Linked DNA regions of Homo sapiens: region 1 is linked to region 2. Evidence: chromatin contacts called from ENCODE Hi-C or POLR2A ChIA-PET data. All regions are on one chromosome and are shown on one strand. The core of a region is the stretch at or near the end of the contact, and the rest is flanking DNA. Distances in the headings are between cores, read along the strand shown. Region 1 overlaps CABLES1 (Cdk5 and Abl enzyme substrate 1). Region 2 has its middle 15 kb from the start of RMC1.

Region 1 (5,417 bases), core at 2,387-4,886, 260 kb before region 2:
CTTAAAACCTCCTTTGTGGTCCCCCAGACTTAACAGAAACAGGGCCCTTGAGGCTCTGGCCTTGGCGTTCCTCTCCAGCCCTCTCTCAGCACAGCTCCTCTCTCAGCCCTAGCAAGCTACCCATAGTTCCTTAATGCATCAGGCTCTCCTCACCTTTGGGGATACTCAGCCCTCCCTCCAGGCAGCTTTCTCAGTGCCCCCCAGCACCTGTTCCCCCACCCCCAGCTCCACTAAGAGCCCCTTCCTGTCTCAGGGCTTATAATATACATTTTAACTTATTTTTCACTTGTGGGTGTGGATTGCATCTTAATCCTCAAGGTATCTGCAGCACTGTGCACAGAAAGTAGTGGTCACTCTGGTTTTATGTGTTGGGTGAGTAGAAGCAAGGTTTCTGAAACTTTCGAGAATTGCTATGTTTATGAATATAGTGCTCACGTTCTCTCTCTCTCTCTGTCTCTCTCTCTATATATATCTATATATAGATATATATAGATTAGATATATAGATATATATAATTAGATATATAGATATATACACAGATATAGATATAGATATAGATATATATTGCCCCAACAAAGGACAGCCGGACTGCTTCAGCAGAAGCAAGTGCATCTCTCAGGGTCCCTCAGCCTGGCACCTCATCCTTGAGGGCACCTCCATAAAAGGATGGAGTTGGATGGTTGGCCATAAGGAAGGCCCAGAAGGTGCTAACACGGATGAGCTGACATGGACCTCAGGGTCCTGCTTCTCTCCAAGTGACTCTGTCCCACCCACAGTGAAAGTCAAAGTTGCTAAGCCTGAAGTGACAAAAGAGGGCGTCGAGCTGCACCCAGATGCAAGTGCTAAGCCCCAGCGAGGCCCCTCCCACCCACTAGCCAGGTGACTCCCCCCGCATTAGCCTCGCAGCCTGTGCAGTTCTCTCCGATCACGAGTGCTCTGCACCTACAGAGCCGCTTACAAATACTTGCACCCTGAATGTTAAGCCCAAGGATGCCAAGGGCCTTTAGATAAGGTCACACTGGCTTCTGCAGTCTTTGCTCGAGCCCTGTTGGAATTCCCTGGCTTTTGGCTGACAGGTTTATCTAGTCCTCTACCAACTCAGGTTGTCTGAACATCTCCAAACCAGCAGCATGTGAGCAACATGTAAGTCACACAGCCCCATATTGAGCAGGACATATTCAGATTGCATCTAGCCTAGAGTAAGAAGAGGGCATTTTTGGTTGGGTGCGGTGGCTCACACCTGTAATCCCAGCACTTTGGGAGGCCGAGGCGGGCGAATCATGAGGTCAGGAGTTTGAGACCAGCCTGGCCGACATGATGAAACCCCGTCTCTACTAAAATACAAAAAATTAGCCGGACGTACTGGCAGGCGCCTGAAATCACAGCTACTCGGGAGGCTGAGGCAGGAGAATCTCTTGAGCCCGGGAGGTGGAGGTTGCAGTGAGCCGAGATCTCGCCATTGCATTCCAGCCTGGGCAACAGAATGAGACTCCGTCTCAGAAAAAAAAAAAAAAAAAAAAGTTGGCGGGGGGGCATTTTTCCCAAGCTCGGTTCTGTAGAGAGTGGGATGCTCTATCCTGTCCCTGGAGCCCCTCTCTGTGTCTAGGGTGGACTGAAGCCCCTGCCTGCATCCTCTCCGCCACCACCCACCCGCACTCATCCACACACAATCTACTCCTTATTGCCAGGCCCTTCTGAAGCCCAGCATGGCCATCTCTAATCAGGTGCATGTGTTAGGAAGCTGTCAGGACTTACTGGCATGCATTGAATAAAGACTGGGTATGGGTTGTGCCCACGCCTTTCAAATAACACAGCTGTTGATCCCAGAGTCCCACTAATCATTACCAGGGATAGATTGCACGGCCACTTCTGCTTGGGGTGGCCCTGAGCTAATTCATTAAAGGGTATGTGAAGTGGAAGATAGTTAAGGTAAAGGTAATGCCAGACCAAAAATGAGTTCCGTAGTAAGGAGCACTCTTCAGCTCAAATATAGTCTTTTAAAGCTGGAAGGAACTTGGAGACTGTCGGCTTCCACTTTTTTTTTTTTTTTTTTAAGCTGAAGAAGCCATTCTTCCAGTATCAGTTTACATAGAATTCCAATAAATAAAACAGCTAAACAGAGAGCTCTTCTGGAGAATCAGGAATGGGCACAAGTAGCCCATTCATCCCCACTCCTGCCATCCACCTCCTTTGGTGCCTCCATTAGGAAAACCACAGCCCTTACCCATCCTTGCTGTCGTGTACCCATGGGCACCGGCGGCCAGGGAGGCAGTGTGGTGCTTGGGAACGAGCTGGCAGGCAGAAGCCTCAGTCCTGGGAAATGAACTAGCCTTACTGACCCCAGCTTCACTCCTCCGTAAAAGGACTATAATGTCCACCTCAGGGAGATGAATGAAATAGTAAATGAAATATTATATGTGAAAGCTGTAGTAGATATTCATTAAGCATTAGTTTCACTTCCATTTTTGTCCAGTCACAGAGCTTTTTTTTTTTTTTTTTTTTTTTTGGAGACAGAGTCTCTCTCAGTTGCTCAGGCTGGAGTGCACTGGCGGGGTCTCGGCTCACTGCAAGCTCCGCCTCCTGGGTTCACGCCATTCTCCTGCCACAGCCTCCTGAGTAGCTGGGATTACAGGTGCCCGCCACTACACCCGGCTAATTTTTTTGTATTTTTAGTAGAGACGGGGTTTCACCATGCTAGCCAGGATGGTCTCGATCTCCTGACCTCGTGATCTGCCTGTCTCAGCCTCCCAAAGTACTGGGATTACAGGCGTGAGCCACCGCACCCGGCCTTCTTTTTCTTTCTTTTTGAGAAAGGTCTCACTGTATTGCCCAGGCTGGAGTGCAGTAGTGCAATCTCAGCTCACTGCAGCCTTGACCTCCCAGGCTCAAGCGATCCTCCTACCTCAGCTTCCTGCGTAGCTGGGATGACAGGCATGCACCACCACGCCCAGCTAATTTTTGTATTTTTTGTAGAGTCGGGTTTCACCATGCTGCCCAGGCTGGTCTCAAAATCCTGGGCTCAAGCCATCCTCCCACCTCGGCCTTCTAAAGTGCTGGGATTACAGGTGTGAGCCACCGTGCCCGGCCATCACAGAGCTATTATGTTGCTCTTTCTAGATCTACTTGAACTTAGCAGTTCCCAGTCAGGTTCACAGTGAGTTTGTCAGTGGTGCAATTCTACAAATAATGGATTCACCTTGAGATCTGCTTTTATTCAGTCTTTTTTTCCTCAATAGTACATGTTTCTTAAAGACTATTTGAAAAATGTATAAAAGTAAAAGGAAGATAACAATTATTGAGCCTCACCTCCTAAACAAAGCCACCATTTACATTTTGGTCTATTTCCTTCCAGTCTTTTTTTTTTTTCTTAATGCATACACTTTATGGAACGTGAGGAGACCATTGTTTTGCTTTGATCTTTCTTGCTAAATCCTACCTTTCAAAACAAGCCCATTACAGAGAAGAGGAACAGATGTTGCCCAGCTTTTTCACTGTAACTGTAACATCAAACCTTCCCATAGCTGTAAACACTCTTCTCAGATGAAGCTTGTAAATTATGCCATTTTCTGGGAAGAGTCCCAGCCTTAAACCAGCTCCTTTTTCCTCAACTAACACTTGCCAAGGCCAGCCTGAATCTTTCTGCCTTTTATCCACATTAGTCACGGCCTTCTCTTTTCTAGTGTGGATTTGTGGTTTGGCTTGGTGACCCTCAGCTCACAAAATGAGTTGCAAGCAACTTTCTCAACTTTCCTAAATAGGCAGACCCCACTTAGTAAACAGCTTGTCCAACACTTCTATCCAAGACCACTTCTCTTCCCCTCGCTTTCCAGCCCCCATTGTGGGCTACTGTGCCACCGCCATAGGGCCAGGAGTGGGAAACCTGGGCCCTGCAAAGGAATTTATGGATTTACATGTAGAGAGAGGGAAGGAATTGTGAAAAACAGGAATAGCTTAGGGGAAAGGGTCCTGGAGTCCTAAGAAGGAAAGGGAAGTTCAGAGAAGAAGGTGAAATAATACAAACTTGACCTTTAAAGTGTTACTCAGCTGGGCACAGTGGCTCATGCCTGTAATCCCAGTACTTTGGGAGACCGAGGTGGGCGGATCACAAGGTCAGGAGTTCAAGACCAGCCTGGCCAACATAGTGACACCCCATCTCTACTAAAATTACAAAAATTAGCCGGGCATGGTGGCATGTGCCCGTAGTCCCAGCTACTCGGGAGGCTGAGGCAGGAGAATTGCTTGAACCTGAGAAGTGGAGGTTGCAGTGAGCCAAGATCGTGCCATTGCACTCCAGCTTGGGCAACAGAGTGAGACTTCATCTCAAAAAAAAAAAAAAAAAGTTCCTGAGGGTCAAGCCTGGACCAGGAAACCAAGAGGAGAGACTCAACTTCCTCCTATTTTTTTACCCTCATACACCCTCTGACCTTTTGCTTCTATGACCCGAGCTCTTGTTTTTGCTTTTGGGCTGATTCAGTTACATTATAGGCTCAGAGAGCCTTGGGTAGGCTAATCTCCACTTACTGCATCAATGAAAAATGCATTCTGAGTTCCAACTTGCCAGCCCAGGAGCTTCTAGAGCACGACCCACTGGTGAGTGAGAGACTGCAGGTGTTGTATGGAGAACTAGTCCTAGAATTGTCCCTATGCATAAGGGAACCGACACCAGCCACCAAGTGCTCTTTACTTCCTGAGATCTGGATGTGGGTTGGTATTTCTGTACACATGGATCCGACCAGAAGAAAGTAGGAGAGAACCTAGTAAACTTGAGATTGGAGGTTATGTGAAATCACCAAACTAGATGATTCCAGCAAAAAGAGTTTCTGTGATGTGTGTGTAGGTTCACACCCCTTAAGATAACCATACTTGACTGTATGATAGTCGCAGGAGTCACTTACTTACTACAGATGCATCAGAGACCATGTGATGAAGAAGATGGCTTCCCAGTGGAGTTGCAAGGTGCCTCTGGGGGGTGTGTTTTTAAATTGTCAACAGCTTCCACATGGTGTTTATATCCTTAACTTTTGGCATTGGGGGCATTCAGATGAGGTCATCCGCTTGGGTCCATTTCCTGAGTGTTGATCATTTTGCGACACAGAGAACAGCGTCTTCTATTCTTAGAGCCTTCAAGCCTAAATGCTCCCTGCCTGGCTCCAGGCCCATGCCCCCTTCCTCCCCACCCACTTTCCCCAGAAAATTTTTGTTGTGGAAAATTACACATTCACAAATTGTGTTTCTTTCCTCACACCAAGCATATTCCCACACAGAGACAGATTCTGGAATGATCTCATGGATGACTCATGCCATTATCTGGCTGTTTATAGGAGCTGCCTTTAGACAAAGATTTGGTCATAAGCTACGTTAAGACCCCTTCATTGTCTGCCAGTTGCCCTTGCAGGGGATGGCTTATGGCTTATCGA
Region 2 (5,421 bases), core at 1,097-3,596:
TGCGTATTCAACTTCCTTATAAAGTTTATATCTTCTAGGTTACAGCAACTCCATGTAAAGATGATGGTGATGCAAGGATTTCAGCCAATTCCTGTCTCAGCATGGGACTCTCCTGCTAATGCAGCCTGGGATCCTTAGACCAGCAGCCAGAGATTTCCAATCCTTTGGTAGGCAGGGCCAGCGCCCTTAAATCAGCAAGAAGACGACACAGATGACTGACCTCCTCCCTCATCAACCCTTAAGAATAAGGGATGGAAATCTCTGAAGGGGGAATGAGATAGGAAGATCACTGGGTGCTCGCAAGAGGATGGAAGAATCCACACAAGAGCTTAAACAAGAGCTAGGCAAAGAAACTGTGGGATAACAGAAAACCCAAAATCAGGAGGAGAAGGCTGGGTTTGGTGGCTCATGACTGTAATCCCAGCACTGTGGGAGGCTGAGGAGGGCAGATCACCTGAGGTCAGGAGTTCGAGACCAGCCTGTGCAATATGGTGAAACCCCTTCTCTACCAAAAATACAAAAAAAAAAAAAAAAAAATAGCTGGGCATGGTGGCATACGCCTATAGTCCAGCTACTCGGGAGGATCACCTGAGCCCAGGAGACAAAGGTTGCAGTGAGCCGAGATCACGCCACTGCACTCCAGCCTTGGCAACAGAGACAGGGTGACATGTCCATGACTCTTCAGTGCAAACCCAAATCAGGGAGAAAGGGGGTGGTACCTGGGGGTGTGGGACAGTGGGGGGTCCCTGAAATCCCCCCTCTTCCAAAATACCTAATGATTATTTCACCCCCTAATTAAAGAAACACCCATAAAATTAGAAACCCAAACTCCCTCTGTGTGACTCATTCTCACAAACATGCCTGCACTTCTCTCTTCAGTGCATACTATCACTTTGCAATAAAAGCTTTTTGCCTTTCCCTTCATTCTGACTTGTCCCTGAATTCTTTCTCGAAAAGGTGTCAAGAACCTGGAAACCAACTGGGGCGGGGGTCTTACCAGCATCTGCAGACCCTCCTGAAACTTCTGGAAACCATAGGGGGAAAAAAGCAGAAATCACCCACAGTACAAGACAATCACCATATACATTACTCCTGACACTTGTTATATACATATGTACATGCAAATGCAAATGTAGAAAGAAACATGCATTCAGGCCCGGCACGGTGGCTCACGCCTGTAATACCAGCACTTTGGGAGGCCGAGGCGTGTGGATCACCTGAGGTCAAAAGTTCAAGCCCAGCCTGGCCAACATGGCAAAACCCCATCTCTACTAAAAATACAAAAATTAGCTGGGCATGGTGGCAGGCACCTGTAATCCCAGCTACTTGGGAGGCTGAGGCAGGAGAATCACTTGAACCCGGGGGGTGGAGGTTGCAGTGAGCCGAGATCGCACCACTGCACTCCAGTCTGGACCACAGAGGGAAATTCCGTCTCAAAAAAAAAAAAAAGAAAGAAAAAGAAAGAAAGAAAGAAAGAAAGAAAGAAAGAAAGAAAGAAAGAAAGAAAGAAAGAAAGAAAAGAGAGAAAGAAAGATGCATTCAAACATAAAACACTTCTGAAATGAAAAAGCAGGTTCCAAAACAGTGATACGTAGTCAAGATTTGCCAGCAAATACATACTTTAGAAATAGCTCTTTGTAAATATTATTCATCCTCATTTTAAAACAAAAAGGACTTTAGAAAGTTTAAAGAACAAAGTAAAAGCCACCTGAAAACATGCCAAGTAGTGAGAGCCACTATACAAATTTGGCTACATATGCCTTCAGACATCTGTCATAGAGTCTAACAAAGACTATAAAACAAAAATTAAAGCAAACAAAACTCAGCAAAACAGAAAAGCGGAACTTAAAATAAAAATAAGAATAAAAATAAACAGAAAAGCCTATGTGTTGTTTTAGGTTTTAGAAACTGTCAGACGCACATTTTAAGCTGCTGTAAAAGGAAAACAAGCATGTCAAGTGCTTATCTTAAACACCAGGAGTTATATTGAGCTTTTTTGGTGGCTCCGGAAACACTGGCTCATAGTAAACTAAGAAAGGAGAAGAAAAACAAACTAATGAACTAAGCGCTGATTCAGTAACCCCAGCAGTGGGCAGGGCAGCCAGGTATCCATCAAGGGTAGAGCTGGCTCGAGGCTGCACTTAAGGTTTCCCCCTATTTTAGTTGACCTGTTCCTAGGTCAGAGTCCCCTCCAGGGCCCCAGGACTGCCTCTAGCAGGCTCTGTACCCCAGATTTTACTGTCCCAGTCCTGAATCTGCCTTAAAAAAAGTTTTAACAGCTTTTCAGCTTCTTAGCTTTCCTTTTCTGCTCAGTGTCTCAACCTCTCAGTCACCGCTTTCAAAGCAGCAAGTTCATTGTGGAACAAAGCGGCAGCAAATGTCAGCTTCCGGCGGGCTGAAGTGGCTCATGCCTGTAATCCCAGCACTGTGAGAGGCCGAAGCGGGTGGATCACGAGGTCAGGAGTTCAAGACCAGCCTGGCCAACATGGTGAAACGCCGTCTCTACTAAAGATACAAAAAATTAGCCAGGTGTGGTGGCAGGCGCCTGTAATCCCAGCTACTTGGGAGGCTGAGGCAGGAGAATCACTTGAATCCAGGAGGCGGTGGTTGCAGTGAGTCAAGATGGCACCATTGTACTCCAGTCTGGGCGACAGGGCAAGACTCCATCTCAAAAAAAAAAAAGTGAGCCTCCCTTCTCCAGGCTTCCCTCTCTACAGAATCACGGCTTCTCAGGTTCTAGCTGCCTTGTTCTCCAATGTCTTCACAAAAGGTAAAAGAACTGCCTTCACAATTAATGAAAACGAAGATCTTAATTAATTTGCTAATTGTTTTCTCATATTCTAATGTTTTCGGGTTCCACCTGTGCCAAAACTTGAGGATTCATGAGAAAATCTTTTATTTTGATTTTAATATTTTATTTTGATTTAGTTTATTTATTTATTATTTTTTGAGACGGAGTCTCACTCTGTCGCCCAGACTGGAGTGCAGTGGCGCAATCTTGGCTCACTGCAAGCTCCGCCTCCCGGGTTCAAGAGATTCTCCTGCCTCAGCCTCCCGAGTAGCTGGGATTACAGGCGCACGCCCCCACACCCGGCTAATTTTTGTATCTTTAGTAGAGACGGGGTTTTACCATGTTGGCCAGGATGGTCTCGATCTCTTGACCACAGGCGATCTGCCCGTTTCGGCCTCTCAAAGTGCTGGGATTACAGGCATGAGCCACCGTGCCTGGCCTTGACTTAGTTTATTAACAGTTCATATTCAGGTTTGAATTTCACAACTAACTAGTGGTCTCATGTGTTTGTCTGTGAACAGGTGTCAGTTTGGCTGAAAATAATCACGTGAGGGGTTTGCTCCCAAGCAAGGATGCCAGAATAGGGCCTAGGAATCTGAATTCTAAGAAATAGCACTGTTTTTTTCTTTCTTTTTTTTTTTTTTTGAGATGGAGTCTTGCTCTGTCACCCAGGCTGGAGTGCAATGGCTTGATCTCGGCTCACTGCAATTTCTGCCTCCTGAGTTCAAGTGATTCTCCTGCCCCAGCTTCCTGAGTAGCTGGGATTACAGGTGTGGGCCACTACACCAGGCTAATTTTTATATTTTTAGTAGAGATGGGGTTTCATATGTTGAACAGGCTGGTCTCAAACTCCTGACCTCAAGTGATCCACCCATCTTGGCTTCCCAAAGTGCTGGGTGTGAGCCACCGCACCCGGCCAGAAATAACATTTCTGATGCTCACTAAAGTCTGAGGGAGAAAAAAAAGGCATGACTAACCCTGAAATGCAATGAAAAAGAAAAAAAAAAAAGGCTGGGCGCAATGGCTCATGCCTGTAATCCCAGCACTCTGGAAGGCCGAGGCAGATGGATCACAAGGTCAGGAGATCAAGACCATCCTGGCTAACACGGTGAAACCCTGTCTCTACTAAAAATACAAAAAATTAGCTGGGCTTGGTGGCAGGCGCCTGTAGTCCCAGCTACTCTAGAGGCTGAGGCAGCAGAATGGCGTGAACCCGGGAGGTGGAGCTTGCAGTAAGCCAAGATTGCACCACTGCACTCCAGCCTGGGCGACAGAATGAGACTCCGTCTCAAAAAAAAAAAAAAAAAAAAAAAAAGCCCATTGCTTGCTTGTTGTTAACCCAATATTCATTTCTACCTTCTTCCCTACTAAAACCTCCAGTTTCTACAGGGCATGATATATTCACCTACAAACTTCATTTCCCAAACTCCCTTGCAGCTAGGGTGGCTACTAGACGCAATTTTGGCCAATAAGATGAAACAGAAGTCACTGGGTGAGAGCCTCTTAGAAAGTTCTTTTGCCCTTCACTCTTCCCCTTCTTCCTGCCTGGGGACTGTGGGCCCCGTCTGAGAAGCAAGCATCCATTTTGCAATTATGATGTGATGAGCATGAGTGGAAGTCACACTATAGGGATAGATGGGTAAGGGGAGCGAAAGGAGTGTGAATCCCTGAGGCATCATAGAACCTCAGTAACAGGCCTAGATGGATTGCCTGCAGACTTTTTATTCCTAGAGAAAAAATAAAGTCCTGTTTGGTTGTTACTGTGAGTTGGTATTTCTTGCAGTTACTTTCAGTGAATGTAATTCTAGCTGATACAATAGCTGGACAATCAAGACATGGAATAAGATGGAACCATAAAAGACCCAGAATAGCCAATGCTAGCCTAAGCAAAAAAAAAAAAACAAAACAAAACTGGGGGAATCACATTATCTGACTTCAAATTATACCACAGAGCTATAGTAACCAAAACAGCATGGTACTGGCATAAATACAGACACACAGACCAATGGAACAGAATAAGAACCCAGAAACAAATCCACACACCTCCTTTGACCTTTGTCAAAAATGAGTTCACACCAGTGAACTCATTACTAGTGAACTCATTTTTGACAAATGTGCCAAAAACATACACTGTGGAAAGGACAATCTCTTCAATAAATGGTGCTGGGAAAACTGGATATCCCTATGCAGAAGAATGAAACTATACCCCTATCTCTCACCAAATACAAAAATCAAATCAAAATGGACTAAAGACTTAAATCCAAGACCTCAAACTGTGAAACTACCACAAGAAAACATTGGGGAAAATCTCCAGGACATTAGTCTGGGTAAAAATTTCTTGAGTAATTCTCCAAAGGTAACCAAAGCAAAAATGGACAAATGGGATCACATCAAGTTAAAAAGCTTCTGCACAGCAAAGGAGACAATCAACAAAGTGAAGAGACAACCCACAGAATGCGAGAAAATACTACCCATCTGACAAGGGATTAATAACCAGAATATATAAGAAGCTCAAACAACTTCAATAGAAAAAAATCTAGTAATCTGATTTAAAAAATGGGCAAAACATTTGAACAGATATTTCTCAAAAGAAGACATACAAATAGCAAACTGGCATATGAAAACATGCT

Evidence for each region. Hi-C counts contacts between places; a loop is a spot of excess contacts on that map. ChIA-PET counts read pairs that join two places held with the same protein, here RNA polymerase II (POLR2A). Pooled maps may share reads with other maps.
Region 1: a pooled map shows a loop between it and region 2 (2.2-fold over the local background). The contact joins two enhancer-like sites. A Hi-C loop is called at or near these places in 1 of 168 maps with a recorded cell type or tissue (ascending aorta), 2 of 37 single-sample maps with no recorded cell type and 7 of 50 pooled maps. POLR2A ChIA-PET finds 5 or more read pairs at or near these places in 1 of 52 experiments (activated naive CD4-positive, alpha-beta T cell).

Annotation. Positions count from the first base shown.
Region 1 is chr18:23,222,080-23,227,496 of GRCh38, forward strand. All of the region lies in intron 4 of CABLES1 (Cdk5 and Abl enzyme substrate 1), which reads left to right. Among named protein-coding and RNA genes, the nearest start is that of CABLES1, 89 kb to the left of the region's middle. RefSeq lists an enhancer at 4,574-4,673. Within about 2 kb of position 3,637, at least 9 of the 41 ENCODE cell types and tissues checked have a DNase peak (open chromatin) inside an H3K27ac peak, as active enhancers do; they include ascending aorta, where a contact is called at or near this core.
Region 2 is chr18:23,486,070-23,491,490 of GRCh38, forward strand. No RefSeq gene overlaps it. Among named protein-coding and RNA genes, the nearest start is that of RMC1, 15 kb to the right of the region's middle. RefSeq lists an enhancer at 2,174-2,343. Within about 2 kb of position 2,347, at least 19 of the 41 ENCODE cell types and tissues checked have a DNase peak (open chromatin) inside an H3K27ac peak, as active enhancers do; they include ascending aorta, where a contact is called at or near this core.